3 separate regions of the Homo sapiens genome follow, and regions 1 and 2 are each linked to region 3. A link is a contact called in ENCODE Hi-C or POLR2A ChIA-PET data. All regions are on one chromosome and are shown on one strand. Each heading gives the region's core, a stretch centred on a gene start or an enhancer-like site at or near the end of the contact. The rest is flanking DNA. Distances are from core to core; before and after follow the strand shown.

Region 1 (2,700 bases), core at 136-2,635, 290 kb before region 3:
CAGAGTTCTGTGAAGGTGTAAGGTGTGCACCTGACCTGTGCAACTGGAAGGCATTTTATGAACAGATCCCGACACTGGGAACTATCCGGGTGGAGTGCTTGTGCTGGGGAGGACAGGAGCTGCACACAGCCGGGCCAGGGGAGGGGCGGGGGGCACAGATGCTCTGCAGACACTTCCAGAGCAGGGTCAGGGCCACCCTGACACAGGGCCAAAGCATGCTGCGATGAGAAGCCTAACCCACGTCTGTACCGAGTCATAAAGGATGAGAAGAGTCGGCCAAAGGGACAGGGCGTTCGTGGCAAAGGGGACAGTGTGGCCTTAAGCTTTAGGACATCTTGGGACACACGGGTCAGCAGGGACTCTGCCAGGCCCCACAGGAGACATTCGGCATGACTCCGGATGCAAGAACCCGCACCCCCAGTTCTCCCCAGCCCCGCAGCACAGGAATCTCCCCCTTCCTTGGGAACCCCCCACAGCACAGACAGGCGGCTCTTAACCCAGTTTTACAGACGCGGCTCACGGAGGCGAGGGGTGGGCCGGGCTGGCGTACCCGCCGATCGGTCCTTTGCAGCAGCCTCCTCTTTCCCAAGCTGGGCAAGCAGCATATGGGGCCCAGCTCTCGTGCCTCCACTGTCGTGGAAGTCCCACACGGATGGCAAAGCAGGAACGGCCCCGCCGAGCAGAGTCGGGGGCCACGGCCACACCCCCATCTACTACCGTGCGGCTCCGTCCGCCCGGGAGCCAGGGCTCCACTATGAGCACCTCGACTCTCCGGGCCACCCCCAGGCGACTGTGGGGGCCGACGCGCGGGCGGGGCGGGTGGGGTGCGGAGCCGGCCGAGCGCGGGGCGGGGCGCGGCGGGCGGGGCGGGCCCGGCGACCGCCGGCGCGAGGAAGTCCCGGCCCCTGGCTTTGGGGAAGTGCCGCCGAGGCGCCTGCGCACTGCGCCCCCGCGCCCCCTCCCCGACTGTCGGGCCGGACCTTGGAGCGCGCGGGCCGGCGGCGGCGCGAGTGGCTCGGGAGCGCGGCTGGTGAGTGCGCGCGCGCAGCGCCGGGGACAGCGGCCCTGCCCCTCCCGGCCCGGGCCCGGGGACCGTGCTGGGCGGGAGCTTCGGGAGCCGGCGCACGGGACTCGAACCCCAAGGGCTCCCGCCGCCAGGTCCACGTGGACCCTGGGCCGCAGTGGAAGTGGAGCCCGCCCCCCGCGCGTGGGGGAGGGGGCGCCGCAGCCGGGTTCCCCTTTTTCTGGAGCTCAAAGCCTGGGGAAGTGATTGCTCAAAGGTGGGGGCCGGAAGAACCCAGGTTTCCGCGTCTCCCTCCCCCTCTCAGCCCGGTGAGGAGGGGCCGGGGCGGGACACCCTGTCCGCCCCCGCCCCCACCCCGCTGGATCTGGCAGCCACTCAGCCCTTCGAGCTGTAGGGGAGGCGCTGCGCCCCCGGCCCCAGCCGATCGGGGGCTCCTGGCGCTAGCCTCCCTCCAGAGCGCCGCAGGAGTCCCTCCTGCCGTCTGACTTGAGTCCCTGCTGCTGCAGTGCACGCCCCTTCGGCAGCCAGGGTGGGGCCCAGACCCAACCTGGCCCCTCCTGCCCCCACCCCGCCTTTGGGTCGCTGGTGAGTAGGGAGCTTTGAGGTAGGGGTGGGGGCGTCAGAGGCTGAAGAAAGAGGCACCTGGAGGAGAACACAGGCTTCTCCAGACTGGACCCTAACAGCAGAGAGAGGAGCGTGGTGGGTGGGCCACCACCACCATTTCAGAGGTGGGGAGAGCTGGCCTTCCCTGGAGGGGCCAGGCCAGGGCTCGCCCACCAGCCAGATGTGGAGGGTGGCAGATGGGAAAGGCCCTGGGTAGGAGCTAAGGACTGAGAATGGAGCCCCTCTTCAACCCCCCTCCCAAAGGTTATGACATTTTTTTCTGGGATTGTCACATTTTCTTATTCTTTTTTTGGACTGGGCAGGCTCTGGGACGTTCTTTTTCCTTCTGTGGAGCAAAGCGGCAGCCACTCCCAAGGGATCCTCTATCCCCAGAGAGCAGACGTGCCGCCTATCCAGCCTATCCCATCCCAGACTTGGGGGCCAAAGCCTGGGAGGCTGGGGAAGGGGGTCCCCAATGCCAGGTTGACAAGCAGGAGGACCCTAGTTGAGACTCTGTATCCCCCAGGAGAGACGGGGGGAGGGTAGCCTGGGGACATGGGTTGCCCCAGTTGACCTGAGAAGGGTACAGGAAGCCAGGTCCAGGGACAGGTGACCAGGTCCAGGGCCTGCAACTGGGAAAGAAGGGGCTGGCTCCCTGCTCTGCAGCAAATGCAGCCCCTAGCACCCCGGCCCTGCACCCCTAAACACGTCCCCTCCTCCAGTTCAGAGCTGGGGTGGAGATGGTAGCCCAGGGGGACAGTCTCAGGGGTGCTAGAGTGTGGGGGAGGACCCTGGGTGGGGACAGAGAGGAGGAAGAACTGCTGCCTGGGGAAGCCACAGACAGCCCCGTCTGGGTACAGCTACCAAACCTCAGGTTGCCACGCCCCTTCCTTTCCCTAGAAACTTGACCCCTGAAAGAAAGCCCAGCTGCAGGGCTACTTTCGGTCTCCTCATCTACTTGCTAGGAGCCCGTGGGACCCCCAGTCTCAGAGGAAACTGGGCCGGTGGTGAGGGGCCAAGGTCCCAGGGGATGCTGCACCTGCCCCAGACTTGGGCCAGGGCAGTGGCCTCTG
Region 2 (2,700 bases), core at 72-2,571, 330 kb before region 3:
GATGAGTGAGTTCTTGCTCTATTAGTTCCCACACGAGCTGGTTGTTTTAAAAAAATCCTGGCATCGCCCCTCTCTCTCGCCTCTTCTCTTACCATGAGACACCTCCCGCCATGAGTGCACGCTCCCTGAGGCCTCCCCAGAAGCAGGTGCCGGCACCGTGCTTCCCGTACACCCTGCAGAACCGTGAGCCAAACAAACCTCTTTTCTTTATAATGGCCCAGCCTCTATCCTTCTCCTCACCTAGGAAAAAGAAAAAGAAATTACCCAGCCTCAGATATTCCTTCATAGCAACACAAAACTAGGACAACACTGGTGCCCAGGCCCCAGCCCAGACCAAGCACATCAGAGCCTGGGCATGGGGGTGGAACCAGCTCCAGTGAGCTCCTGAAGTCCCCAGGGGATTCTGTGCACATCCAGGGTGGAGAACTTGGCCGTAGACAGTCCAGACAAAAATATTCTTTATACGATTAGCACAGAGTTGTTGTTTAAACTCAGTGGTAAGAACAGAACACAAGAGTTTTAACAGGAGTCATAGTTTTCACCATTAAGAATCTTTACCTACTATTGGAATCCAGGTACACACATTTACCCTGGGGTTTAATTTGCTGTGTAAAATTGACTTGGTTCTTTTACAAATTGCTGGCAAGTTGAGGTTGGGGCCACCACAAAACAAGTCTCTAGCAAGACAAAGAGCATAGTTGTGTGTTTGGGTCTCTCCACACCAGAATGGAGCTCCTTGTGGGCAGAGGCTGGCTTGCCCCTTGTCTTAGTCTGTTTCCTGCTGCTTATAACAGAAACTGGGTAATTTAAAAGAAACAAAATGTATTTCTTACAGTTCTGCGGGCTGGGAAGTCCAAGGTCAATGGGCCACATCTGGTGAGGTTTTCTTGCTGGTGGGAACCCCAGAGTCCCAAGGCAGTGCAGGGCGTCGCATGGTGAGGGGCTGAGCGTGCTGGCTCAGGTCTCTCTCTTCTTATAAAGCTACTAGCCCCACTCCTATGATAACCCATTAATCTATAAATAAATTAATCTATTCATGAGGGCAGAGCTCTTGTGACCCAATCACCTCTTAAAGGCCCCACCTCTCAATACTGCCACATTGGGGATTAAATTCCAACTTGAGTTTTGGAGGTGACAAATATTCAAACCACAGCATCCTTAAATCATCAGAGACTGGCCTGCCTGCCCCCATGTCCACTCGAAAATGAATGCCGCGCAAGCCCCCACCCCCACCCTACTGAATGGTCCCTTTTCCTCTGCAGCAGTTCTCGGAACTGGCCACTGGGGGTCAGGGTTGGTCCGCGTCGCACAGAACCTGGCTCAGCCAGGAGCCACAGGAAGGACCCTGTTCCTCTACCCCAGCCAAGGGAAAACGGCGGCCCCTCTGTGGTTCAGCAGAGCTAGTCCAGGAACAGTGGGGCTTCAAAGTGCTTCCCCTCCATGGCAGAGCCAGCGCTGGCCTGCTGGTCTCCCAATTCTTTGCCCAGGCTAAGAAGGGCGCACACACACACACACACACACACACACACACACACACTCTCTCTCTCTCTCTCTCTCTCTCTCTCTCTACCTCCGGGAAGTTCTCCCTGCCTGTGGCTTGCAGCTTGCTGCCGCTCACCAGCCTCCCGTCCTACTCACAGCTGACTTGAGGTCAGTGCTCCCTCCAAGCATCCACCTGAGCTGCCCAGGCCCAAGGCCGAAACCCCAGACCAGGTCCAGAGCAGCACGGGCAGGTGGGACCTCAGATGGGGCTGGCCCAACACGTGCAAGCCTCCAGCCTGAGGCAGGAAAATTACGATCCCCATTTGACAAGTGAGGAGACAGAGGCTCAGAGAGGTTGGGTAACTCACCCTGGGCCACACAGCAAGGAAAAAGCCAGTCCCAGACCTGTACTCCTGACCTCCACCTGGTCTGCTCCCCTCAGGAGACTATCTAGGCCACAGTGGCACCCTTGACTGGCCTGAGTTGGGAGCACAGGTCCACAGGGCTCTTTACCCGGTTCCACGGCAACAGTCCCCAGGCCACATACCTATGAGCACAGTTTGGACAGTGGAGCAGTCTCTGGCCCGACCACAGGCAGCACCCCAGGAACTCCACGTGCCTTCGGGGTGCACTCAAGTGGGTGGGGAAGAGGGGCCTAGAGCTCCACCTCAGCCTCCTTTGTCCTGAGTGAGCAGGGCCCCACTCACCTCCCCGAGCAGCCAGAGATGTGACGGAGCCTCTGTGGGCAGAAAACATCTCCCAGGTGATAAGCAGCAGGTATGAGGTCTCCCTGGTGAGAGTGTGAGCTCCCCACATTCAACACTGCCGGAGCCCTGAGAGGAAGCCACAGGCTCTGGGAAGCTCCGTGCGGAAGCTGAGTGCCCTGTTGCTCCACGGTTAGCAAGCACGCTCCAGGGAAACTCCATCAGAGCCTCCTGTTCCCATCTGCTAGATGGGATGACAGTAGTACTGCCCCTGGCCATTGTGGAGACAAAATGAAACACGGATGTATCTTTAGCTGTCAGCACCCGGCACATAGGAGGCATTCAGAACCAGAGACAGACCAGGAGGAGGCTCAGATCCCAGGAGTCGGCAAAGGTGGAGATGGAAGGAAGTGAGGTGGGATGGGGCCCAGCCATGCTGGAGGAACTGGGGCTGTCTTCTGGCTGAGCCCAGGCCTGCCCCCCTCCCGACATCAGGGTGCCCTCATGCCCCACA
Region 3 (2,700 bases), core at 139-2,638:
TTATCATTGTGGTAGAACATACATAATGTAAACCTTACCATTTTAACCATTTTCAAATGTACATTTCACTGGCATTAAAGTCACGCGTTGCTTGATGACAGGGATAGGTTCCAAGAAACGCATCGCTAGGCGATTCTGTTGCTCTGGGAGCGTCATGGAGCGCCCGTCACAAAACTAGAAAGTGCAGCCGGTTATAGGCCCAGCACAAACCTGCCAGTGTTAGTTACGGTGCTGAGCACTGCAGGCAGCTGTGGCACCATGGGAAGTGTTTGTGTGTCTAAACATAGAAAGGGTGCTGTAAAAATAGGGTATACAAGATAACGGCATGCCTGGGTAGGGCCCCTGCCATGCACAGAGCTTGCTGCACTGCAGGTTGCCCTGGGTGAGCGAGTGCTGAGGGAACATGAAGGCTGAGGACAGAACTGTGCACTGCTGCAGACTTTATAAACACTTGGCGTGGCCTACACTAAACTGATTTTTTAAAGTTGTGCTAGGATGTGGCGATGGCTAGGATGGCGATGGCTAGGATGGCGATGGCTATTCCTGTCACGCCACCAGGTGACAGGAATTTCCCGGCTGCGTTCTAATCTACGGGACCACAGTGGTTATCTGTGGTCCATCCCTGACCAAAATGCCCTTCTGTGGCGCATGAAGTTCTGCGATCACAACTTTTCCATCATCCCAAAGGGAAACTGTATCCGTCATACAGTACCTTCCTCTTGCCTCTACCCCACCTGCGGGTAAATGCTGTTCTACTTTGACACAATGTAGATTTTATTCATTCTCATCTGTTGTTGCTGTGCGTCCTGCACTGAGCTACGGCCAGACCCTGGATGTTCAGTAAAAGTTGGTGACCACGTGCAGTCGCTCAGGCCCAAAATCCCTTTTGGAGGCAATTTGGGAGGCCGAGGCATGAGGATCCCTTGAGGCCAGGAGTTTGGGACTATCCTGGGCAAAGTAGTGAAATCCCATTTCTAATACAAAAGTTATCCGAGGCCGGGCGGGGTGGCTCACGCCTGTAATTCCAGCACTTTGGGAGGCCAAGGCGGGCGGATCACAAGGTCAGGAGATCGAGACCATCGTGGCCAACATGGTGAAACCCCGTCTCTACTAAATATACAAAAGTTAGCTGGGCGTGGTGGTGCGCGCCTGTAGTCCCAGCTGCTCAGGAAGCTGAGGCAGGAGAATCTCTTGAACCAGGGAGGCGGAGGTTGCGGTGAGCTGAGATCGCGCCACTGCACTCCAGCCTGGAGACAGGGTTGAGACCCTGTCTCAAAACAAAACAAAACAAATCAAAAAACCTCAAAACAAACAAAAAACAGCAGTTGGTTTAACTCAGCCTCGGGCTGAGTTGTGCTCCATCGTGAGGCTGTCCTGGGTACTGCAGGATGTTAGCAGCAGCCGTGGCCTCCACCCACAGATGCCAGGAGCACCTGCCTTTGGATCCCCCGTTGGTACAACCAAAAATGTCTCCAGACATTAGCAGTTGGGAAAATCGTTTCTCTATGTGCTGCTGTGCGTGTGGAGAGTGTACAGGCAGCAGGTCAGGGCCAGTGGCCTTTCCATCTGCTTGTAACTGTTTATAATCTTCCACTAGCTCCAACTAAAATCTGAGAAGCAGTGGTCCCTGGCAAGAGACACGGCTTTGGGGGGTTTATTCTGATGTTTACAGATGCGCTGCAGGGTCCGTTGTCAGCACAGCGAGGCCCCTCCCAGTGGTCCCAGGCCACCTCCCTGTGCGTGCACGTAACTCGCTGGCAGGTGCCCGTGCTGGAGGCCTTTGTATTATGAGAGTCGATGCAGGCACTGAGAAATAGTGCACTCCTTAAGCCTGTGGGCTGAATGCTTTAAATGCAGTTGTCGAGCAGAAGGTGTTTTTAGAATCCAACAAGTGATTTTGGCTGTGTACTTTTGTTAGAGTCTTAAATCCCTTGGGTTTCCAAGGCAACTGTGAAACTCTTCCATTAGATTATTCCGAGTTGCTAAGATGAGGACACAAGGCTGTGAGCTGTGTGAGGATGGAGGATGGTTCTGCCCACGCTGTGGCGGCCAGTGACTCCCTGAGCTGCGTCCTCCGTCTGAGCCCTCAGGCTGGGATTTGGAAGCTTGGGGTTTGGAAGTAGATCATGATCCCATGGAGGTCAGTTTGTTTCCATTAAAGATTTATTCTATCTTAGAGAAGAGGATTTTTAATTTTCATCCCATTTATAGAAGCAAAGGCCCTTTTTTAAATTTTTTTTATTTTTGAGACAGAGCGTCACTGTCACCCAGGCTGGAGTGCGGTGGTGTGATCTCGACTCACTGCAGCCTCCGCTTCCTGGGTTCAAGTGATTCTCCTGCCTCAGCCTCCGAGTAGCTGGGATTACAGGCTCCCGTGACCACGCCCGGCTAATTTCTGTATTTTTAGTAGAGACGGGGTTTCACCATATTGGCCAGGCTTGTCTCGAACTCCTGACCTCAAGCGGTCCGCCCGCCTCAGCCTCCCAAAGTGCTGGGATTACAGGCGTGAGCCAGTGTGCCGGGCCACAAAGTCCCTTTTCCTTCTTTCTTTTTCTTTTCTTTTCTTTTTTTTTTTTTTTGAGTCTCGCTCTGTTGCCGGGCTGGAGTGCAGTGGTGCAATCTCAGCTCACCGCAACCTCCACCTCCCAGGTTCACATCATTCTCCTGCCTCAGCCTCCCGAGTAGCTGGGACTACAGGTG

The links. A loop is a pair of places that touch in the nucleus more often than their neighbours do. ChIA-PET counts read pairs that join two places held with the same protein, here RNA polymerase II (POLR2A). Pooled maps may share reads with other maps.
Region 1: a pooled map shows a loop between it and region 3 (2.3-fold over the local background). The contact joins the promoter of RGS19 here to the enhancer-like site in region 3. A Hi-C loop is called at or near these places in 1 of 50 pooled maps. POLR2A ChIA-PET finds 5 or more read pairs at or near these places in 2 of 52 experiments (H1 and T-cell).
Region 2: a map of CD4-positive, alpha-beta memory T cell shows a loop between it and region 3 (21-fold over the local background). The contact joins two enhancer-like sites. A Hi-C loop is called at or near these places in 6 of 168 maps with a recorded cell type or tissue (B cell, CD4-positive, alpha-beta T cell, CD4-positive, alpha-beta memory T cell and 3 more), 5 of 37 single-sample maps with no recorded cell type and 15 of 50 pooled maps. POLR2A ChIA-PET finds 5 or more read pairs at or near these places in 1 of 52 experiments (T-cell).

The regions. Positions count from the first base shown.
Region 1 is chr20:64,078,203-64,080,902 of GRCh38, reverse strand. It overlaps RGS19 (regulator of G protein signaling 19), which reads left to right and starts at 1,385. Exons shown (of 6, transcript NM_005873.3): 1 at 1,385-1,609. It overlaps OPRL1 (opioid related nociceptin receptor 1), which reads right to left and starts at 821. Exons shown (of 5, transcript NM_182647.4): 1 at 551-821. RefSeq lists silencers at 237-410, 804-1,483.
Region 2 is chr20:64,119,197-64,121,896 of GRCh38, reverse strand. No RefSeq gene overlaps it. Among named protein-coding and RNA genes, the nearest start is that of NPBWR2, 13 kb to the right of the region's middle. RefSeq lists enhancers at 1,187-1,481, 1,150-1,649. Within about 2 kb of position 1,321, at least 2 of the 41 ENCODE cell types and tissues checked have a DNase peak (open chromatin) inside an H3K27ac peak, as active enhancers do.
Region 3 is chr20:63,785,104-63,787,803 of GRCh38, reverse strand. All of the region lies in intron 2 of ZBTB46 (zinc finger and BTB domain containing 46), which reads left to right. Among named protein-coding and RNA genes, the nearest start is that of ZBTB46-AS1, 22 kb to the left of the region's middle. Within about 2 kb of position 1,388, at least 8 of the 41 ENCODE cell types and tissues checked have a DNase peak (open chromatin) inside an H3K27ac peak, as active enhancers do.